Linked DNA regions of Homo sapiens: regions 1, 3, 4 and 5 are each linked to region 2. Evidence: chromatin contacts called from ENCODE Hi-C or POLR2A ChIA-PET data. All regions are on one chromosome and are shown on one strand. Each heading gives the region's core, a stretch centred on a gene start or an enhancer-like site at or near the end of the contact. The rest is flanking DNA. Distances are from core to core; before and after follow the strand shown. Region 1 has its middle 55 kb from the start of LINC02695. Region 2 overlaps ME3 (malic enzyme 3). Region 3 has its middle 47 kb from the start of PICALM. Region 4 overlaps TMEM135 (transmembrane protein 135). Region 5 holds the start of TMEM135 (transmembrane protein 135).

Region 1 (4,524 bases), core at 1,519-4,018, 450 kb before region 2:
TGTTTGTTTCTTTCCAGAGCTCTGGCTACTGTATTGGAAAAGGTAAACTTTCAGATCTGCAGGGATGAAAAAGTGTGTTGCTTCACAACTTAGCATCTACCTGATACTGCCTGGAATGTAACATTTAATGTGTTTAATTATCATGGTCAAATGAATCATCAGTGAAAATCATTATCAACTAAATATGTTCTGTTTTTTTTTAAACAAAAGATTCCAACTTTGTTTAGTTTTAGGTTCAGATGCCAAGTTTTTTAAGCTGAGGAATAGGCTTGCTTTATATTCTGACCTTCTACAGTCTCTACCTCTACCTCTCCTTGAAAATTCTGAATCCCTTCTGTATTTAGGAAGTAATAGAGAAGGCTGTCTTTCCTAATGGTTTCACCGGCCTCTCATCAACCGAAACTGAAAGCCTTTGGAATTCTCTCCACCATTTCACCACTGCACTCTTGAGTCCTCTTGATTCTATCCCCAGATTATTCTTACATGTATTCCCTCTTGTCCAGCACATTAATTGAGGTTCTCAGACTGAGTTATTCTAACTGCCTTTTAACTAATCTCTCTGACTCCAAGACCTCATTATCAAGCCAGCCTTTGCACTGCTACAAAACTAACCTCCCTAAAACACAGGTTACACTATGGCCCTCTCTTCCTTTCTGGGCATATCCTTATAACGCAGGGAATAAAATACAAAATTCTAGCATGCTATTCAAGGCCACCTCAAGTCTTGACAATGCTTTGTGAGCCCAACCTCTGGAAAATGAAAAATACATAGAAGAAAAATAAATTTATAAAATAAGCTGGATATAGTTCATAAAATCTGTGTCCAAAAATCTACTGCAAAAAGTGTTTTGTGTGTGTGCATACAAATATAAATTTAGATAGATAGAGATATGTATATGACACACAATGTTATAAATGGTTAAGATTTCTAGACAAGCCCATACAAATCTATTTGATGTATAATTTGTAAACAAACTACTGTGCATGTGCAACAAAATTACTCTGCAATGCCGATAAATAAAATAGGAAAACCATTAAAATTTAAAATAATTTTTAAGAAATATATCTTGACCACTGACCCTTGAGATGACAAGATGGACAGATGACTCCATTTGTCTTTATAGCTAACATTTACACTGTGCTTACAATATGCCAGGCCATATTCTAAGAGCTTTACAAGCAATAGCTTTACAAGTATTTGATCTCACAACAACCTTATAAAATAGATACTATTTCTCCATTTTGTAAACAAGGAAACTGAGGCATGGGGTAATTAACTTGCCCAAAGTCACATGCAAACTGGTAAAGGTGGGATTTGAATTCAGACAGCTTGGTTCCGAAGTTACCACTGCTTAAATTAGCACAGCCATTATGGAAAACAGTATTAAAGTTCCTCAAAAAATTAAGCATAGAACTACCATGTGATCCAACAATGTCACTACTAGGTATATATACAAAGGAAATGAAATCAGTAAATTGAAGAGATATCTGCACTCCCATGTTTACTACAGCATTATTGACAATTGCCAAGATATGGAATCAATCTAAGTGTTCAACAATGGATGAATATGGATAAAGAAAATGTGATATATATATATGTATATATATACCACAATGGAATACTATTCAGCCGTAAGAAATAACGAAATCCTGCCATTTGCAACAACATGGATGAATCTGGAAAACATGTTAAGTGAAGTAAGCCAGACATAGAAAGACAAACACAACACGTTCTCACTCATATGCAGAATTTTTAAAAATTGATCTCTGGCTAGATGCAGTGGCTCAGGCCTGTAACCCTAGCAATTTGGGAAGCCGAGGCGGGTGGATCACCTGAAGTCAGAAGTTTGAGACCAGCCTGACCAACATGGTGAAACCCCATCTCTACTAAAAATACAAAATTAGCCAGGCATGGTGGCACATGCCTGTAAACCCAGCTACTGGGGAGGCTGAGGCAGGAGAATTGCTTGAACCCAGAGATAGACGTTGCAGTGAGCCAAGATTGTGCCACTGCACTCTAGACTGGATGACAAGAGTGAGATTCTGTCTCAAAAAATAAATCAATCAATAAATAATTATAAAAATAAAGATAACCAAAGTTTCCACATTTAATGACAATTCTATCTTGAGAGCCACTGTAGAGTTACCAGGAGGAGCTAGAGCTGGTTAATGGTGGAGAATGTGCAGGAAGTGTCTAAAACTGTCAGGGCTAGACTGGCTGGGGAACAAAACTGGGTAGTCAGGATTGGGTATTGGGTACATGATGTTTTACTGAGGTAGTTTTAGTGCCAGTGATATTTCAGTGTTCAGACTTAATTCATTACTGTAAAGAATAAATTATTAAATTTTCAGCTTTTAAAAAATCATCAAATAATCTGTGTAGATAATCTCCTTAATGTCAGGATGAAATGAGGGTCAGATGAGGAATTCAGGAATGGGGCTGGACACAGAGATGTGGTGAGAGATGGTGAAGCTTATGAATGGGGTAAGGTTGTTACCCATGTCATTTGTTCATTTTTTAAAAGTGATAACCAATTTCTCTGAGTCTAAGATCTCCTAATCAAGCCAGCCCTTGCACGGCTACAAAACTAACCTCCCTAAAACACAGGTGAGACTATGGCACTCTCTTCCTTTCTGGGCTGCTCCTTATTGGCTTGATTTTTAGGGTCCAGTATATCCAAAGTGTCAAAACAAAAATGTATTACTTCAGAGGGACATGCAGGAGGAAGAGGTTAAGCACTGAGTGCTAACCACAGTCTGCCTTGGGCAGAAGCAGAAAGAAGCCTCAGGCCAAATGATAGAAGGGAAGTCGCTTTCTGTTTTTGTTGCCGGAAAGGGCAAAGAATCAAAACACCACTTTCGCAATGAATGATCTTACAAAATTGCAATAACTGTGACAAGACCTGAAAGACAAAACGCATTTTTGAAACATCTTCATGCAGTATCTTTTTGCTTTGAAGTATTTCCCATTTGAAAATTGGGATTGTTTGATGATGTACCATCATCTCTGGTATCAAGACAAATACCAAGACAAATCTTGGTAGATCAAGACAAATAAAATATTGTGAGAAAATTGGGATACAGAACCAGGTTCAAATCCAGGCTTTACCACGTATCAGCTGTGTGTTTTTAGGCAAATCTTAACCTCGCTGAATCTCAGTTCTTTCATTAATTAAAGGGGAATAATTTTACTACCTGAGCCTTAGGATTGTTAGAGTGCCTCAGACAGTCAGCATTCAGTAAATATTCAAATATTCATCAAATAGCAACAGTGGTTAGTGGGATTACAGTTGATTATTTATTTTAGGTCTCTGTATTTCTTAGATTGTCTACCATGAGTATATGTTGTTTTTGTAATTAGAAAGAAAAATAAAACTTATTCTTTTTAAAAATGAAGGCCGGAGGGCTGGATACAGTGGCTCATGCCTGTAATCCCAGCACTTGGGGAGGCCAAGGCAGGAGGATCACTTGAGCCCAGGAGTTGGAGAGCAGCCTGGGCAACATGGGAAAACCCTATCTCTATCAAAAATACAAAAATTAGCCAGGCATGGTGGTGTATGCCTATAATCCCAGCTACTTGGGAGGCTGAGGTGGGAGGATGGTTTGAACCCAGGAGGCGGAGGTTGCAGTGAGCCGAGATCGCACCACTGCACTCCAGCCTGGGCAACAGAGCCACACCTTGTCTCAAAAAAAAGGCCTGGTGTGGTCACTCATGCCTGTAATCCCAGTGCTTTAAAAGGCCAAGGAGGATCGCTTGAGGCCAGAAGTTCAAAACCAGCCTGGGGAATGTAGTGAGACCTCGTCTCTACAAAAAATGGAAAAACAAAAAAAAATTTAACTGGGTGTGGTAGCACACGCTTGTAGTCCTAGCTATGTAGAAAGCTGAAGCAGGAGGATCTTTGGAGCCCAGGAGTTTGAGGCTGCAGTGAGCCATAATCATGCCACTGCACTACTGCCTGGGCAACAGAGCAAGACTCTGTCTCAAAAAAATAATAATAATAAAAATTAAAGACGAGGGGCATAATTTCTCATATTTTTACATTTGCTCTCCCCACCCTTGTCTCTTTTATGTCTCTTTCTGCTGTTATAAAGAGTGCATGCTGTCTATGCAGCGATATTCAGAAGGCATCATAGAATGACAGTCATTCTCTATTCTCCAGCACAGTGCTTTTGGGGTCAGCTGACTCTACCCAGGCCTGCAGTACTGAAATGAGGCTCAGATCAGGGTGGTGTCTGTGTCCACGGGAGATCTGTTCTCTCGATTACATATCGATTCCCATCCTACCATTTCCTCAGTTTGACACTAAGCTGGATGCTCCCAGCCATCCCCAGTCCTCAGACAACTGTATTTTTTCCCTCTAGTTTTATTTATTCGGCACCAAGGCCTAGTGGCACCGACATGGCTGCAGGAGTCAAGCCTGCAGTTGGTCTTTGAAAAACAGGGAGAGTGTGGGCGAGTGCATTAAAGGAAGCAAAGCTCTGGCAGCAAACCAGCTTCTAATCTTGACGCCACCCCTGGTTCTC
Region 2 (4,548 bases), core at 1-2,500:
GAAAGACCTGCTCCTGTGACTCAATTACCTCCCACCGAGTCTCTCCCACAACACGTGGGAATTCAAGATGAGATTTGGGTGGGGACACAGCCAAACCATATCAGACATCTAGAGTCCAGAACTGTGAGAAAATAAATTTCTATTGTTTAAGCCACCTAGTCTGCAGTGTTTTGTTATGGGAGCCTGAGCAAACTAATACACTTCCTATGAAGAAAATCTCACGTGAAGTCCAAGCCTGTCTGGTCTAAGAGAAAAAAGTCACCACCTGAGAACTGGGACCACATTCTTTGTTCTAATTGTTCCAGCTAGTCCAGCTTCTCCACTAACCTACTTAATCATTACAGACATGGGCACTGTGACAATGATGGCCAGGTGTGTTGGGAATTCAATCACTTGAACAAGAATGTCCCTGGGTTATAACATCCAGGCTGCTGCTTTTTTTTCTAAAGCACCAGACAATTGCTTCACAAAGTTCCCAATAACTCAGCTCTCACCACTTGCTCAAAGCCAGTTTCTTAGGCCTTGAGGGGGGGAAATAGGCTATTTAAACTCAAATGACTATTGAGCTTTGTTGACAAAATACCACTTGGAAGAATAATGTAAATGGAATCCATCTTCAAGGAAGCAAATGTCAAGGAGCACTTCACAAAACCCATGTTCCTCTAGCCACAGTGACTTCATTACTACATCTGAGGGGAGAGAAGTGTGAGTTTAATTAGGTAAACATAGAGACAGTGTTTGGGAATCTCATTGTAACCAGTGAGAAGGCAAGGTTTTCATAGACAATTGCTGGATGCAACTAGGTCAGTCTCCAGATCTGAAATTAAACCCTTTATCTAAGGGTTACTACTTAAGCCAGCAACAAAGGAGCATTTTACCCAATTCCCACTCAGATTTAGAGATGTCAAGTTTTCCTTGTTTCTGACTAGCAACAACAGAAGAAATTAAAACAGCTCAGTCTGGAATATCCCAGGAACCCCCAAACTTAGCAAGATTTGGGGAATATACCACCTAGTCACTCCTTCAGAAAGGGGCACAGTGATGGGGGAGAGCACAGAACGCAGGCATCAAACACACCTGCATTTGAGTCCTGGCTCCATGGGTTACTAAGTGTGTGACTGTGAGCCAGTTATTTAACCTTCCATAGGCCTCAGCTCCCTTATCTATTAACCTGGTGAAATGCAGACCCCTCTGCATGGGGTTACAAGGTTTCAGCATGACTGGGTATGAAAAGAGAACAAAGAAGCTTCCTGGAGATGACTGTGGCCTTGGCTCACTGCCAGGAAAATGACTCATTTCTGTATGCCAGGGTTATAGTTCACTGTTACCCTGACAAATGAATGTGGAAGACCCATGATTTCCTCCACCCTCCTTCACTCACATAGTAAAAGTTAGCTACTGCCTGCAACATACCAGGCACCGTACAACACGAAACTGTAGGCTCCCCCTCCAGGAAGTGACAATGTCATTCCTAACCTGTTGGAATTTTAACACCTGTCATAAAAGGATCTCATGATGCTTTGAATACTTTCTCGAAAGGTGTCACATGCTGCAAGAATAGTAAGGACAGCAACAGCTATCATTTCCTACTTGGGTTGCATGTTTAATATTTCGTAAAACAATACTTTCACATATATCATATGAGCCCCACAAAGGCTCCAGAACTTCAGCATACAACCAGTAAGTTGCAGAACTGGATCACAAGCCCGACCTCCATCTCCCTAAGTTCAATAGGAATTTTCTGATACATTTTCTCCCAAGTTTGAAAGTAATATTACGCACAGAAAAGTTGGAAAAAAATAACCACACCTTATTTTCATCACCCAGAGATAGCCACTGTATCATTTTGTTCTATTTTCTTCCTATCTTTTTTCTATGCTTAAAAAAATTTTATTTAAACAAACTTGAGATCATACTATGTATAAAATTTTTTAGTCTTTTTTCCCCACTAAAAATGTTATGATTAGCATTTTCCCACATACTAAAACTTCAGCCTAAAATGTTATTAAAAAACAGAAAAACACAGCAAGCTTTATCTAGTAATTCCTGTTTTATATAATTGTTTCCAAACTTCCACAATTATGAATTATGCTGTAATGAGCACAAAACTTTTTGTTTCTGATTTTTCTTCAGATTGAACTATAAGTGTACTTAAGAGACTGATGACTCATTCTTTCATTCAACAAATATTTAATAAGCACCGACTAGGTACTGGATACCATTATAAACTGACGATACAGTAATAAGGAAACAAAGTAAAAAAACAGACAAGATATCCCTGCCTTCATGAAACTTACATTCTAGAGATATCAACAGTTTTAAGTATCTGTACGCATACTGTCAAATCACTTTTAGAAAGGTCGAACTATTTTATAACTCCAGTACATAAGTAGCTGTCTTACTACATTTTCACCAATGCTGAGTATTATGATTTAAAATTGTTGCTAATTTATAACACTTAATAAAAATATTGCATTCCTTAGAGATTTTTCTCCTTTGCTCTCTACCTCCATATATTCACCTCATCATAAAATACAAGTACATTGAAGAGACATTTAAGTTATCATCCAAAGTTGGTCTCCTAGCTGGGCATAATGACTCACAGCTATAATCCCAGCACTTTGGGAGGCCAAGGTGGGTGAAGCACTTGAGCCCAGGTGTTTGAGACCAACCTGGGCAACATAAAAACACCCCATCTCTACAAAATAATAATAAAAAAATCAGCCAGGTGTGGTGATGCATGCTTATAGCCCAGCTACTTGGGAGGCTGAGATGGGAAGATCACTTGAGCCCGAGAGGTCAACGCTGCAGTGAGCTGTGATTGCACCACTGACACAGCAAGACCCTTTCTCAAAAAACAATACAAAAAAACACAAAAAAACAAAAAAACGAAACAAAGTCTGCTCTCCAAATGTGAAATTTCAAAAGATTTTTCCTGCCTGCAGTGAGAAAATAATCCCAGTCCCAAAGCAGGGATGGCAAGAGTGGAAATGCCTCTGATACTTTGCAAGGTAGCCCTTGAAGGTAGCAAAAAATAATGATGACAAATCAGTGCCTTGTTAGGGCCTGATATGTCTGGGGACTGAGTCAGCAATGAGTTTCTCCAGTGAAATGCTAGGCTTCTGTGGGGGATGAGCTAGGACAAGCCAGGTGGGGACTCTGCAGGGGTGGTAAGGTCAGATTCAAATGAGGCTCTTTCATGAAAGCTCCTGGTCAACTATAGAGCATTCACAATAGAAGGGAGTTTTGCTCTTTTTTAATAGAGGCCTTTAGAGGATGTTGAGGACTTTGACAAGGGCTAATAATAAGAAAAAGGGGATAAGCATATGTATGGAAATATAAAAATAAGTAAATAAAATATAAATAAAGAAATAAAATAGGTAAAAATATGTGTTTAATATTTTTGGATTGTTTATCACATGTTAGAAATTTTCAGAATACTCTATTTTACATATATATACATATACATATATATATATATAGAGAGAGAGAGAGAGAGAGAGAGAGCTTATTATGTATCAGTCACTGGTCCAGGCACTTTGACTCATGTAACCATAATTGACTTATAAGGTAAATACTAGCATTATCTCCATTTGACAGATGAAGAGACTGAAGCTTAGAGAGTTAAGTACTTATAAAGCCAGGATCTGATCCCAATTAGTCTGCCTTTAGAGTCTGTGCTCTTAAACACTATCCTATAAGAAGCAAACTGACAATCAGATCGAGTAAGCGCGTGCCCTGGTTTGAAAGGTCAGGTAAGAAGGATTGATTGAGTGTCTCCTATGAACCAGGCACTGTGCTGGCTCAAGGTCACAAAGATCATGAGGGGAAGTGTGGAGAACTGGGATCTAGCTCAAGATCTGCCTGACTCCAGGCCCTCACTATTTCTACTACACTCTACTTAAGGGGAAATGCTTCTGCATATGGGTTGATGTGTAAGAGGCAAGGCTGGCACAGGGTGCAGTGCTCTTGAAACAAAATGCCACAGCCAGAAGAACAGAAGCTCCCAGGTATGCTGTTATGGGGAAAGAAGTTGTGTTAGAGGGCACCTCTGGGTGGGCCCCTCACCATACCTTCTCGGCCCCAGACACTCTAATATGGTCCAGGTGTTTCAGAATTTACCTTCTGGGTTCAGATGCCTCCATGCACTAAACAACAGTCTTTAGAAATTCCAACAAGTGTTCCCACAATCCCAGGCTTTGGCATTAGAATTTGTTGAACTTTCAGTTATTAAAAATTCTTTTATATTTTTCCCTTGACAACTCACACTGTACTTCAGACTGCTTTGATAGTTCCCTTAACGGTTGCCTTCGTATTTCAAAACCTATGAAATTACATATTTGAAGGGATTATTCATTTTTTTCCAATGGAAAGCATACATACCCCATAATGCTTTAATAATGATAACCAGATGGATTGAGGGGTCTTTGACAAGGGTTTTCTTTAGCTAATTTGAGAACATACTGAATTTCAGTCTCTTTTGACTAGTGAAAAAAATGGGCAGAATGTAAAGTGCCCTGTAAATATCCTACTTGTACAATTTTAATA
Region 3 (4,393 bases), core at 965-3,464, 480 kb before region 2:
CATCAACAAATCCTAGAGGTTAATTCCTCCTAAATAAATCCTGAATTTTACCATCACCACTGATATCATCCTCATCCAAGCCACCATCATCATTTACCTGGACTTTTGCAAAGGATTCCTGTTTTCACTATTGCCCTTCCATACTCCATCCTCTATCCAGCAGATAGAATCATCTGTTAAAAACAGAAATAAGTCCATATCTCTCCTTTGCTTACTCCAGCCCCATCCATAGTCTCCCACTGTAATTAGAACATAACCAACAGTTGTGCCATACCCTGTGAAACCCCATATGATCTGGCCTTTCTCCACCTCTACGGTCTCACCTCTTACCTTTCACCCTTTTATTCAGTTCATTTCAACTACATTGTACTTTTTTCTCCTATCTCATTAACCTGCACACCATGCTCATTTGCACTCAGAGCCTTTGGATTGCTGTTCCTTCTACCTGATGTGGTTTTCCCCAGGCCTTCTCATAGCTGTGTCCTCATAATCCAAGTTTCAGCTTAGTTATCATCTCCTCAGAGGAGCCTTTCTATCCCTCCTCTCCCTATTAAACGTTTTAGAATTACATAAATTTTTAAAAATTATGTGCATCTATTCCAGCTTTCTTTTGATTAGTAAAGATTTAAAAAATAGAATTATGTGCATCCATTTTTTCTTTCTTTTTTTTTTTTTTTTTTAGACAATATCACTTTGTCACCCAGGCCGGAGTGCAGTGGCATGATCTCGGCTTACTACAACCTTTGCCTCCCAGCTCAAGCAACTCACATGCCTCAGCCTCCCAAGTAGCTGGGACTGCAGGCGTGTGCCACCTCACCTGGCTAATTTTTGTGTTTTGTTTTTAGTAGAAATGGGGTTTTGCCTTGTTACCCAGGCTGATCTCAAACTCCTGGCCACAAGTGATCTGCCCACCTTGGACTCCCAAAGTGCTGCGATTACAGGCATAAGCCACTGCACCTGGCCAGTGTGCATCTATTATTTTGATATTTTAAGTTAAAGTAAAAACAAATATATAAATAAAATAGCCTCTCTAGTCACTATTATATCACTTTGCTTAGTTTTCTCCATTGAAGAAATTATCTCAAATTATTTTCTTTATGTGTCTACTTGTGTATCCTGTGTTTCTCACTACAATGTAAGCTACATTAAAGAGGGGATTTGCTTTAGTGACCCCAAGACTGCTAACCTCATGTCCTATCATGTATCCCAGCACCTTCAAAGTCTTTTGTACATTGTAGACTCTCAATAAATATTTGTTAAATGAGTAGATTTCAGTTATCCAAGAGACAGGCAGTGTTCTTTTGGCTGATGCTTATATGCATTCACTTGAAAAGAGTATTGTAACAAAATTTGTTCAAGTTGGATTTTGTTTGCATATTAAGATACTACTGCTGATACCCATGCATATGGAATGGGTCTTTGATACAAGTGAGAAATTGCCAACACTCATTTACAGCCTATTAATAAATGGGCTTTATCCTATAGATTAGTATCTATGTCCCTGTCAACATGGCAGTGGTAAAGTTCACATCAAAGTAAAAATTGAAAAACAAAATTAATGTTAATTTGGATTTAAAAGCTCATACCTGAGTTCTGCTTTCAAGGCAGTGAGGAACTGTGGGGAACTGTCTGGAACTGTTGATGCTGCAGGTGAAGCTAGAACATGAGAATGCTATAGGCTGGTTTGTAGCACAATGAAAATGGAAGAATAAGAGGTAAGGCCAGTTGCCCGGAGACTCCAAATAAGAAACATGGTTATGAGGAAGTGGTTTAGAATTAGGGCTTTGAAAAATAATAGCTGTCATTGATTGAGTGCCTACTATGTGTGAGGCCATTCTCCATAATCCTTACGGAAACTCCTAAGCTAGGTATTATCTCTCCATTTTACAAATGAGTAAGCTGAAGTTCAGGAGGTTAAATGACTGCCAAACCATACAGTTATGTAAAAAGTGGAGCAATGATTTAAACTAGATTTTTCAAATCCTAAAGCTGACATGCTTTCCACTGTACCACAATGTCTTCCTTTGTACTGGTGCACTCCATTTATTTCTGTGATTCCTGACACCAATTTTAGGGCCTGGGACAGCATCCTAATGGAATCATGCCTAGCTGGATAGCAAATGCCTCTGCTGCCAGTAGAGGGGCAACTTAAGAGAAAGGTCCAAGCCAAATTGGATCCAAGAGTTTCTGACTAAGCAGGTTTCAAACCTCCTGCTCACACCTCTTCCTCCTCACTTTCTTTCCCAACATCCTCCCACGGCTCACCTCTACCTCTGTCCACTGGAGACACCATCCTCCAGGTGCTAATAAGAAAGCTACTCTGACCATGGAAAAAGGGAAAGAGGCAGCTCAGCAAAATCACTGCTGAGAGCCTGGGCAGGCTTAGGCAATGTGATCTGAAGAGCTGAAGTGTGCAGCCCACAGAGAGAAAGAATTGGATAAAATACAAAACTAAAGAAGAGGATAAACCTAAGAGGAAAATCTTCCTGACAGAGATGAATTAGTTACGGGACTAACTCCGCAAAGGAAGAGATTGGGCTCCGTTCCCTGAGGCTCCCTGAGCAGAAACCATGTTACAGAGAACAAGTAGGGGGGTTGTGGTTAGCAGGGACATCAATGACTAATAGGTGCTTTCCACCTCTGAGTTTTATGAAGATGAGTGGAGTCTTTTTGAATAGAGAAAGAAATGAAAATAATAATTAACATGGAGAGATGGGGCTGACTAAAGCATGGCAAAGATAAACAGGAATGAGGCTGTTGGCCCTCGTAGTGAGTGTGGAAAATCATTTCTTCCAATTGGGAGAGGCAGAGGTGATCAGTTCAGAGGTTTAAATTCAGAGTCCAGGCTCTGTCACTTACTGATTATCTGAGCAAATTAGTTAGCCTTTCTAAGCTACAAAATAGGAAAAATACACTATTTTTCAGATTATTTCTCACTGCAGATTAGGAGTAATGCCATTGAAAAGGTTCTTATGAAGATTAAATGAGACAACTCATGTAAACAACAGTATCTACTTAGCATGAAGTAAGCACTCAAATGACAGTAATTATTATTGGAATATGGCTTCGTGTGGAGGGGGAAATAGAGCTGGGCAATTATTATCAAGGTCACCATATGGGGATAATTTTTCCCTTTGGACTTAATGATGGCATCTCCTTGGTTTAATTATTTGCTGTGTTGGTAGCTCACATCCTCTCTACTGACTTGGCTTTCAGCTCACGGGAAGATGAAGCCCAAATACAATAGATACCAAGGCAAGCTTGCCAAAGAGCAGCTCAACCCATACTGGTACTCTGAGTCATTCTAAGGATAAAGCCGCCTCTCCATGGAGAAGGATATTGTACACAGGAGATAATACTAATGACACCGTCCATTTACTTAGTCTCTTACAGTTTACAAAGCACTCTTACCTGGGAAGGGTTACTATCTTCATTTTATAGATGAGGAAACAGAGACTTAGAGAGGTGAAGCAACTTGATTAAGGTTGCATAGATAATTGGTTGTGAGGATTCACTCCCAGCTCCTCTGACATCATGTCTGGGGGCTCTTTTATACCACAAGATGCTGCAGGGAACATGAACAGGTACCAGATTAGGAGGCTAGTTGCTTTCAATCATAAAAACAGTGAATTTAGGAACAGGAAGAAGCTTTCAGATGACCTAATACTGTGGTTTTAGATTGTGTCCAGGGGTCTAGTAGGCGGTGGAGGGAGCCAAGCAGGAGGCGGGATCAGCTTTTATCAATTAAATTCATCAGATTTTAATTTGATGAAATTAAAAAGAAAAAGAAAGTTGGAAAAACCTAATCTAGTTCAACTAACTGTCTCATTTCCCCAAGAAGGATATTGAGGCCCAGAAGGGTTAAGTAACTTATCCAAATCAGAGCTAAGACTAGCATAGCACTCAGTCCTCAGTCACCTGCATATTTGATAAGCATGTCATAAATGTCCTCATTCTCCAAATATTTTCCTTTGATTACCTCAAGCAAGTCACTTACATGTAATAATCAAATCATTGAAGAGAAATTAGCTCTGGTGTGAGTCTCTTCTGATGACACCATGTGACCTTGGAATAGTCGATTGATCTCTGGACCCTCAGCTTTTCTATAGGTAAAATGGGGATCATAATTTCTGTCTAGACTCTCAGTGGGGCTGTTGTGATGAATGTAAAAGAAAAGACCATATGGAAGTTCATAGAGTTCTTCCTGGGAAGGAGACTCAGCAAGTTCAATGTCTTATTCTTTATCAATACCTACCAAGAATGTCACTGCTTCTAAGATGATATCTGCAATTTACCATTCTCATTTATTTGTCATTCTTTACTCAAAAAGGCAATGAGGTTTGTAACCATGTCAGTACTACTGGTTTGTGAAAAAGTCTCAGAAAGTTCTTAT
Region 4 (4,673 bases), core at 1,431-3,930, 490 kb after region 2:
TTTTTTAGTAGAGATAGGGTTTTGCCATGTTGTCCAGGCTGGTCTCGAGCTCCTGACCTAAGGTGATCTGCCTGCTTCCACCTCCCAAAGTACTGGGATTACAGGCGTGAGCCACTGTGCCCAGCCCGTTGTGTTTTTGGTGTCGTATTTAAGAAATCATTACCAAGACGAATATTTAGCTCCAAGTTTTATTTTACTTTATTATTTATTTATTTGTTTATTTTTTGAGGTGGAGTCTTGCTCTGTCTCACACTCACTGGAGTGCAGTGGCATGATCTTTGCTCACTGCAACCTCCACCTGCCTGGTTCAAGCAATTCTTCTGCCTCAGCCTCCCAGGTAGCTGGAACTACAGGTGCATGCCACCACACCCAGCCAATTTTTGTATTTCTAGTATTGATGGGGTTTCACCATGCTGGCCAGGCTGGTCTTGAACTCCCGACCTCAGGTGATCCACCTGCCTCGGCCCCGCAAAGTGCTGGAATTACAGATGTGAGCCACTGCGCCTGGCCATGTTTTCTTTTAAAAGTTGTATAGTTTTAGTTCTTACATTTAAGTCTTTCATCCATTTTGAATTAATTTTCGTCGGTAGTGTGAAGTAGAGAGTATTAAGTTTTAAATTTCATTTTCCACATTTGTTAATATGACATATAAATATAGTAGATTTTTTTGTGTTTTATCTTGACTTCTGTGACCTTGCTGAATTTATTAGTTTTAAGAGTTTTTGGTACATTCCTTGAGATTTTCTATACAGACAATTATGTTACCTGCAAATAGGGATGGTTTTCTTTCTTTTCCAATCTGTATGTCCTTTTTTCTGCTTGTATCTTGTATCTGCTCTTAGCGGGAGGCATTCAGTTTTTCATCATTAAGTGTATTGTTAGCTGTGGGGTGGTTTTTCAGATGCTCTTTGTTAGGGTTAGGACGTTTACATTCATTTCTAGTTTGCTGTGAACCTTTATCATGAATGGATGTAATATTTTGTTATATGGCTTTTCTGCATCTATTGATAAGATCATATGATCTTTTTTCTTTTTTTCTTTTCTTTTCTTTTTTTTTTTTTTTTGAGACGGAGCCTCACTCTGTCGCCCAGGCTGGAGTGCAGTGGCGTGATCTCGGCTCACTGCAACCTCTGCCTCGTGGGTTCAAGCGATTCTCCTGCCTCAGCCTCTCAAGTAGCTGGGACTACAGGTGCGTGCCACCTCGCCTGGCTAATTTTTGTATTTTTAGTGGAGACGGGGTTTCACCATATTGGCCAGGCTGGTCTCGAACTCCTGACCTCGTGATCTGCCCTCCTCAGCTTCCCAATGTGCTGAGATTACAGGCATGAGCCACCAGGCCTGGCTGAGCTTTCTTCTTTTGCCTGTTTGCAGTGTTTTTTTTTTTTTTTTTGATATCAACAAGGACAAGATCATTGACAGTGATGTTTGTCTACAGCTGGTTTTCTCAACTTTGGCACTATTGACATGTTTTGGGCCAGGTAATACCTTACTGGGAGGGCTCTCTTGTGCAGTGTATCTATACATGCCATTAGCACTGCCTTCCCCACCCCACCAAGTTGAGATAACCAAAAATTCCTACAGGCATTGCTACATCTCCCCATGGAACAAATCTCTCCTTGTTGAGAACTACTGATCTATATCTTTACTAATTTTCTTAGTCTAGTTTTATCATTTGCTGAGAGAAAAGTGTAAAATCTTCAACTGTGATTCTGGAATTGTCTATTTCTCTTTTTAATGCTATCAATTTCTGTGAAGGTTTTATTGGTACATGCACTTTTTTTTTGTTACCATTTCTTCATGATGTCATGATGAATTGAACCTTTTATCCATATGGAATGTCCTTCTGTAGCTCAGATATTATTTGTTCTGAAGTTTATTTTTATTTGATTTTTTTATTTCTTATTTTTTTGAGATAGAGTCACACTCTGTTGCTCCTGCTGGAGTGCAGTGGCATGATGTCGGCTCACTGCAACCTCCACCCACCGGGTTCAAGCAACTCTTGTGCCTCAGTCTCCTGAGTAGCTGGGATTACAGGCACGTGCCACCACGCCTGGCTAATTTTGTATTTTTGGTAGAGACGGGGTTTCACCATGTTGGCCAGGCTGGTCTCAAACTCCTGACCTGAAATGATCCACACGCCTTGGCCTCCCGAAGTGCTGGGATTACAGGCATGAGCCACCGCGCCTGGCCTATTTTTATTTGATATTGATATAGCTACTCCAACCTTTTCATATTTACAGTTTGCAGAGTGTATTTCTTTCCAGTTAATTTCAAACATCTGTGTCTTTATAATTAAAGTTTTTTTTTTTAGCAGATAATATACAGTGGGGTCTTATTTTTTTATATCTATTCTGCTAGTGTTAGCCTATAAATTAGATTATTTAGTTCATTAACATTTGAGGCATTTATTATTTATTGGTATGGCTAGGTTGAGTGAGCCATTTTATTATTTGTTTTCTGCTTTTCATTTGTCTGTTCCTCCTTACTTCCTTTGTATTGTTTGATTTTTTTTGTTTTGTTTTTAGAATTCCACTGTAATTTTTTTTTTCGTTATTTTCTTTTAGTGCTTGCTCTATAGACTACAATATACATCTTTGAAGTTTCTTAATGTTACCATTTTACTACCTCTCAAAATGTGGCAACCTGTCTAGGTCCATCTTAGGACTGCTTACTATTGGATTTGTTTTTTGTTTGTTGGTTTGTTTTTTCTCTTTCTTTGAACGCTAACATTAGTTCAAATACAGTAAAACCAAAGTAAAAGAGTGTTACTGATATTAAGAGCAATAACTTCTTAGGGCATAACGAGAGGTTTCCTGGATGTAAGGTGATAACGTGGATTTGGGTTGCTAGTTTATTTTCTGTTTTATTTTCACTTTTGATAGCTGAGGGTTTTTTTTTTTTTTAAGCTTTCTGTTTTTCTTTTCCTGTAGATGAGCTTTTGCACTAGTGTTTCATTCTTAGACATTGGTTGTTCAAAGAAAATTTTTAGGTATTACAGATTATGACCTATTCTAAATATTAGCTGAAGTAGTTTTATTGTTTTAACGACTTAATAAGAAATTTAAGTCTAGCTTTAACTTCTTTATAACTGTTATCACATGGTTGCTGAAGAAAAATTGATCCTTCCCTTGATCTCATTGTTACATTATTGAACTCTTTGTGTATGTGTTGATTTAGTTCTTTTGTTTATTAGGTGATGCAGTTAACAATACTGGGAGATAGCTCTGTAGTTCTTTCTGTTGAGAGTTGTGTATGTCTATGCATACAATCACAATTCCTGGTTGGATTTAATTAAAAACTTTAATTTTTGTTTTTTAGTGTTGTTCACAAGCTTAGTGACTTTAAGAAAAAAATCAGGTTTTGTATTTTTTCTTTTCCCTTTGGAGTTAAACTTTAAAACTCTTTAAATCTCTTGACAAGTTGCCTTACAGTGTGTCTTGTTTTAAGTAAATGTGTCTGTGCGTATTTGGAATTTGCGAGTTACTTTAGTAGCTTAATTTGCTCTGAAAAAGTATTCTTGACTTACCACGAATTTATGTAAGACTTCATTAAATATCAAGATCCATTAAAAGCTTATAAGTAATTTGCAAGAGTTGAAGTTATGCATATTTTAAAATTATTACATCTAGTGCCAAAAATCAAGCATATTAGTATTGTAGTTCTTGTTTGGTAAGGAAAAAGAATTTATAATTATGCCTTTAATTCACAGAGAAAATCAATGATATGCTGGTGGAAATAGCCAGCAGGCAGCTGGAAATGTGAGTCTAGGTTCAAGGGAAAGATGGTAGTTAGAAAAATAAAAATGGAAAGTTTTCCTCTAATAGGTGGTCGTTGAAACTGTGGAAGTAGATTCATGTGTGAAAGCCCAGTATGAGAGGAGGTCTAAGATTGAACGTTTAGAAGCAGCAACATTTAAGGAGCCAGTTGTCAATTGAAATGTGTACAGTTCAGTCTTTAAATTTAATGTCAGCAATATACGAGAAAGAGTAGAAGAAACATATTGTGATGACTAGCAGTTTCTTTTTAAAAAATAGCAAATAATGGTAGTCCTAAGTTTTAAACCTCTAAAGCTTTAATAGTGCAATCTTTACTCTGAGATTTTGCATTCAGTTGTATAATCAGTTTTTCAAAAAGTATTTAATGAGGTGAGAACATACAATATGCACTTATCTCTCTATCTGGATATAGATATAAATACATAGATAAAGATCTATCTGTAAATATCTTCATCTATATTGGTTTAAGTTTCTTTCTTCCTCTTTTTTCCTTCTCTCTAATCCATTCATCAATTACCCCCTCCCTTTCTAGTAGTATTAAGCGTGCTTGCTTGCTAGTTTCTGACACCCAGTAAGAGGGCAGCTTACTTAAATCTTAATCGCATCATTGTGGGGTTCTGAGAGAGCTTTGAGGTTGTTTCCAGGGTTGCTTAAAAAATTTGTGCCACAAAGGACTCTGATCATAGTAACTCAGTAGGAAGCATTGGTAACATCTAGTTTATCTGTAGGAGGGCTGTTAAGAACTAGTCTTCTTTTTCTTTTTCTAGGAAGTGCTTTGTTTGTGGTTTAGAAAGAAGTTGTTCTGATGGATTTTGTTTTGTAGAATTGCTGTGGAATTTGCTTTGATATTTAGTATTAGTTAAGAATTGCAGTGTGCTCAAACATGAACATGGATTA
Region 5 (4,727 bases), core at 2,120-4,619, 440 kb after region 2:
AGCACTAGAAAAGATAGAGTATCCTTTCTTTTGAACTTGGGAGTTTCCCTGAAATCACCCCTTTGCCACCCAGCTCATCAGCATTGTCCCCTTTGGCACCATCCCCTTTTTCTCAAATTTCTTTATGCTTCAAGTCTCCATTTAACAGTTAATTAGGACCAGGTGTGTTGGTGCACACCTGTAATCCCAGCAGTTTGGGAGGCTGAGGTGGGTGGACAGCTTGAGCCCAGGAGTTCAAGAGCAGTCTGGGTAACACAGGGAGACCCTACAAATAATTTAAAAACATTAGCCAGGTGTGGTGGCGTACCTGTGGTCCCAGCTACTCAGGAGGCTGAGGCAGGAGGATCTCCTGAGCCCAGGGGATATAGGCTGCTGTGAGCTGTGATTGCGCCACTGCACTTCAGCCTGGGTAGCAGAGTGAGACCATGTCTCAAAACAAACAAAAAACAGTTAACTAAAAGAAACCACCTGGTTTTAATTGTAATTTTAAAATTTCCTTATTTATTAATGTGTAATTGCTGGGCCACATAGTAAACATATTGTTTATTATCAGGCATGAAAACTATATTGTGCTATTACATTCAGAAGCAACTGAGAGTTAACAATCATATTAAAAATTTTTTTTTTTTTGAGACGGAGTCTTGTTCTGTTGCCCAGGCTGGAGTGTAGTGGCACCATCTCGGCTCACTGCAACCTCCGCCTCCCAGGTTCAAGTGATTCTCCTGCCTCAGCCTCCTGAGTAGCTGGGATTACAGGTGTCCACCACCATGTCTGGCTACTTTTTGTATTTTTAGTAGAGATGGAGTTTCACCATAGGCCAGGCTGGTCTTGAACTTATGACCTCAGGTGATCCACCAAGCTCAGCCTCCCAAAGTGTTGGGATTATAGGTATCAGCCACCGTGCCCAGCTCGTATTAATTGTTTGGTGAATAAGATGTTATTTGTATAGTATTGTACATCTTAACATGATCATTTTTTGTTAATATTTGATACTATGTTTTAAATACTTGTTAAGAATTTTTTGGTTGATATGTAATGCATTTTATTTTTTCCCATTTAAAACTAAGTTCCTATTCAGCATTTTCTTGTGAAAGGATCACAGATATTCAGGAATGGATTATTGAAAAAAAATAAGCCTGCACTGCTATTTCTGTAATTTTTTGGATAAGTTTATGCTGTGTTTTTGATCTTCTTAGTTTCTGAATTGGAGATTTGAAAAAAATTGTGATTATCTTGTTCCTATTCTACCATTGTATATTGGATGTGTTGAGGCGGATGATAACTTTATCATGAGATCTGCATCTGGTCCTGAGGAATATTCTGGACTTTGGCTAGGATTCAGCAACTGCATGGAATTTTAGGTTGTCTCCCTTGGAAAAGGGAAGGTATGTCTATCTGTAGAAAGAATGGTGTGCCCGGATATTTGGGTAGCCAGAGACATAGAACTATGGCAGACACTGCTAGTTGCCTCTAATATCTGTTTTTTCCATTTTGCTCAGTAATAAAACCTCAAATGTTAGCTGGGCATTTGTCCCATTAATTAAAAAAGATTGTATTCACCATCCTCTCTTGCAATGAAGTGTGGCCATGTGATTAAGCTTTGTCCAAGGAACGTAAGTTGTAGTAGTTTGTATGGATCTTCTGGGAAGTTTTTTTAAAAACAGGAAGTATGCCCTTTTCTCCCCGCCCCCGCCCCCCCGTTTTTTTTTTTTTTTTTTTTTTGAGATAGAGTCTCTCTCTGTTGCCAAGGCAACAGTGGTGTGATCTTGGCCCACTGCAACCTCTGCCTCCTGAGTTCAAGCGATTCTCCTGCCTCAGTCCCTGAGTAGCTACGATTACAGGAGCGTGTCACCATTTCTGGCAAATTTTTGTATTTTTAGTAGAGACAGGGTTTCACCATGTTGGCCAGGCTGGTCTCAAACTCCTGACCTCAAGTGATCCACCCGCCTCAGCCTCTCAAAGTACTAGGATTACAGGTGTGAGCCACCGCGCCCGGCCTCTCTTCCCCTTTTGCTGGTCTTCCTGGCTAGCATGTTGATGTCATGTTATTTTCTAAGTTAGGGTGGAAATCACAGGTAGCAGATGGCATAGCAAACTGTCACAAAGAGGCTGGGATCCCTAATCGTTATGGAGCCACCATTTTATTCTAGGACTGCCTACCTTTACCTGAGAGAAAGATACTTTTATCTTTTTGCCATTGTTGTTTTGGACTTTTCATCTGAGTATTTCTCTTTTATTTTCTTCAAACAACTACACCTATCTGATATTATCTTGTTCAGTTTTCTTTGTTATTTTCTGTCTTCTCCCTCTAGAATACTAGCTTCGTGAAAATAAAAATCTTGTCTCTCTTGTTTCTGTTTGTTTCCTTAGCACAGTGCCTGGTAAATAGTAATGACTCAGTAAATATTTGTAGATGAATGAATGAAGACTAGAAGATTCGAATGGAATTCTTCTAAAGGTAGTTCGTTTCTGCTTTAAGAGACTATGGAATTTAGAAATCCAAAGAAACTGGCAGGTTTGTTACATGTGAGGAGATTGACAGAGGGGTTATATGACTCAAGCAACACAGGACCCTTGTCTTGCTAATTGTTGGCCAAGTTCCCTAGCCAGGTCTGAGTTCTAACACACGACTGCCGCCTCTACTGTGTGTGCTGTTTGGTTGATAAGCACCTATCAAAGATGCTGTAGACAGGATTGCTCCGTGGCCTAAGGTTTGGACAGGATGACCTATTGCCCTTCCCCACACACGGTCGGGGTATGAACATAGCTGAGACTTTTCAAGCCTTCGCAGGTATCACAGAGCTTGGAAAGCCCAGCACTTGGGGGTAGTTAGTTGCAACTAGCAGGCAGCCCTAGCTGTTTATTACCTGGGACTCTCGGGAAGGCAAGCTCCCGGTGCTGGGGAGGACGTTTGTCCCAGGCATTCCTCTGGCAACCCTCTTCCTCCACCAGCTCCCAACAAAGACATTTAATCCCTTTCTTCCACTACCCTCCGCTCTACTTGGCTTGCAGTTGGAAGCTGAAGTACAATTTGACCCAAGCCACCCCCTACTGCGCACCTGCCATAGCGCTTGCGCCCCGGAGCCGGGCACGGCGTCGCGGGGGTGGGGAGGCGGCTCGTCCCCGAGCTGCGCTCCCTCGCGTACAGCCTCGGCTCTGGGTGCGAAGATCCTCTCTGCCTCCGCTCACCCAGCCGCGCCGCCGCGCGGGAACGCGCCCCAGCGGATGCCCTCTTGAGGGAGCGCGCACGCGCCGCCTCTCCCCGCCTCCCCGGTGCGCGTCCCGCCCCCTTGAGCTGCGATACGCCGAGCGCTCAACATCCGAGGACTTTGGCCCAGAGTAACCCCGCTCTCGTGACCTTTCCCCTCCATTCCGCACCTCCGAGTGCTGGCCGGGCGAGAGGCTGGCGGCTGGGCTCTCGCGCCCCTCCCTGCAGGGCTCAGGCTCTCCCCCTCCTGTCTTCTCCGCGCTGTTCCTCGTCATGGCGGCCCTCAGCAAGTCCATCCCTCATAACTGCTATGAGATCGGCCACACTTGGCACCCTTCCTGCCGGGTCTCCTTCCTGCAGATCACCGGGGGCGCCCTGGAGGAGTCCCTGAAGATCTATGCTCCTCTGTACTTGGTGAGACCCGTCACCCGTCCCGCAGGGCGAGTTTAGTCTGGAAGATGGGCCGGGGGCTGCAGTTGGTGCTCCCGAGGGGCTCTGGGGGACTTGCCTTGTGTCGGGCTCTCTTTTGGAGGGGTCGGAGTGTTTTGGGGGGTCGGTAGGGGGAAGGGGGAGGTCGCAAGGGAAGGATATACCAATTCCTGCAAGGGAGAAGGAGGAGGGGAATTAGAGATTGAGCTGTCATCTGAATGCCTGTTGCTAGGAAGAGGATGGCTCCCAACTTTTAGAATTAAGTTTAGGACACTTAAAAACGTTAATTCAAAGACCAGCCTTATTTTCCTCTGGCCTGCCTTGTGATGGAGAGGTATTTGTAGGTCAGCGAGGCTATGAGAAGGACCTGCAATCTTTCCTCATCTAGTTTCCCCTGTTTTATTTTGCTTTTTTTTTTTTTTTTTTTTAATGAAGAAGGCATATTTGGCCCTAAGTCCCTGTGGCCTCAGATCTTGACTCAGTTTTGAGATGACAGGATTGTGATTTGGGGGTTTTGCAAGTGTTTTTGCAAGTTCACAGAACAGACTCCTGGGTTGAGATTGTGTGTGGTGATTTAAAGGGTGATGCCAGTCTTTCAGTCAGTGAACTTGGTTAGGACATCTGACTTTGTGTCACCTAGGACCTTCTGTTACACAACTTTACATACAGGGCAATTAATAGGGAATATTTGGCAGTATGTATATGTAACACTGAGGACTATTAAAGATGCTCTTAAATGTTCTCCGCAAAATCTTTTTTTCAATAATCTTATCCTTGATATTAAAGATTTATTATTACTTTGGCCATTGAAGTGCATTGTCTCATTTTCTTGCCTTACAGTTTGTGTCCTAAGAAGACAGATCATATTTTTTGTATGTCTTCTAAAAGTTTCAATATTCAGCAGATGATCAATTATTATTTCTCATTGAAGTAATTTAGATTTATACCCTAATGTTCCTGAAAGTGTGTCATGGCTGTATCTGTAGTACTTCTTGAAAAGTCTGATTATGTATTTCAGAGATAACACAGGAGAAGGTGATGACTTTGTTTGAGGTTGCAGGCACCCATTTCATTTTTATTGTATAGACTG

The links. A loop is a pair of places that touch in the nucleus more often than their neighbours do. ChIA-PET counts read pairs that join two places held with the same protein, here RNA polymerase II (POLR2A). Pooled maps may share reads with other maps.
Region 1: a pooled map shows a loop between it and region 2 (10-fold over the local background). The contact joins two enhancer-like sites. A Hi-C loop is called at or near these places in 8 of 37 single-sample maps with no recorded cell type and 7 of 50 pooled maps. POLR2A ChIA-PET finds 5 or more read pairs at or near these places in 1 of 52 experiments (activated T-cell).
Region 3: a map with no recorded cell type shows a loop between it and region 2 (20-fold over the local background). The contact joins two enhancer-like sites. A Hi-C loop is called at or near these places in 9 of 37 single-sample maps with no recorded cell type and 8 of 50 pooled maps.
Region 4: a loop to region 2 is called in a pooled map, with 4 times the contacts of the local background. The contact joins two enhancer-like sites. A Hi-C loop is called at or near these places in 1 of 168 maps with a recorded cell type or tissue (mesothelial cell of epicardium), 1 of 37 single-sample maps with no recorded cell type and 4 of 50 pooled maps.
Region 5: a pooled map shows a loop between it and region 2 (18-fold over the local background). The contact joins the promoter of TMEM135 here to the enhancer-like site in region 2. A Hi-C loop is called at or near these places in 3 of 37 single-sample maps with no recorded cell type and 10 of 50 pooled maps.

The regions. Positions count from the first base shown.
Region 1 is chr11:86,136,328-86,140,851 of GRCh38, forward strand. No RefSeq gene overlaps it. Among named protein-coding and RNA genes, the nearest start is that of LINC02695, 55 kb to the right of the region's middle. Within about 2 kb of position 2,769, at least 8 of the 41 ENCODE cell types and tissues checked have a DNase peak (open chromatin) inside an H3K27ac peak, as active enhancers do.
Region 2 is chr11:86,591,826-86,596,373 of GRCh38, forward strand. The region is part of intron 2 of ME3 (malic enzyme 3); the gene reads right to left. Among named protein-coding and RNA genes, the nearest start is that of ME3, 79 kb to the right of the region's middle. RefSeq lists a silencer at 2,988-3,188. Within about 2 kb of position 1,251, at least 19 of the 41 ENCODE cell types and tissues checked have a DNase peak (open chromatin) inside an H3K27ac peak, as active enhancers do.
Region 3 is chr11:86,113,922-86,118,314 of GRCh38, forward strand. No RefSeq gene overlaps it. Among named protein-coding and RNA genes, the nearest start is that of PICALM, 47 kb to the left of the region's middle. RefSeq lists an enhancer at 2,369-2,838. Within about 2 kb of position 2,215, at least 5 of the 41 ENCODE cell types and tissues checked have a DNase peak (open chromatin) inside an H3K27ac peak, as active enhancers do.
Region 4 is chr11:87,078,796-87,083,468 of GRCh38, forward strand. All of the region lies in intron 3 of TMEM135 (transmembrane protein 135), which reads left to right. Among named protein-coding and RNA genes, the nearest start is that of TMEM135, 43 kb to the left of the region's middle. RefSeq lists an enhancer at 4,028-4,673. Within about 2 kb of position 2,681, at least 4 of the 41 ENCODE cell types and tissues checked have a DNase peak (open chromatin) inside an H3K27ac peak, as active enhancers do.
Region 5 is chr11:87,034,565-87,039,291 of GRCh38, forward strand. TMEM135 (transmembrane protein 135) reads left to right here and starts at 3,370. Exons shown (of 15, transcript NM_022918.4): 1 at 3,370-3,622. The coding sequence starts at 3,482. It overlaps LOC105369422 (a long non-coding RNA gene), which reads right to left and starts at 3,231. Exons shown (of 5, transcript XR_007062827.1): 1 at 3,060-3,231. RefSeq lists an enhancer at 2,845-3,345 and a silencer at 3,002-3,391.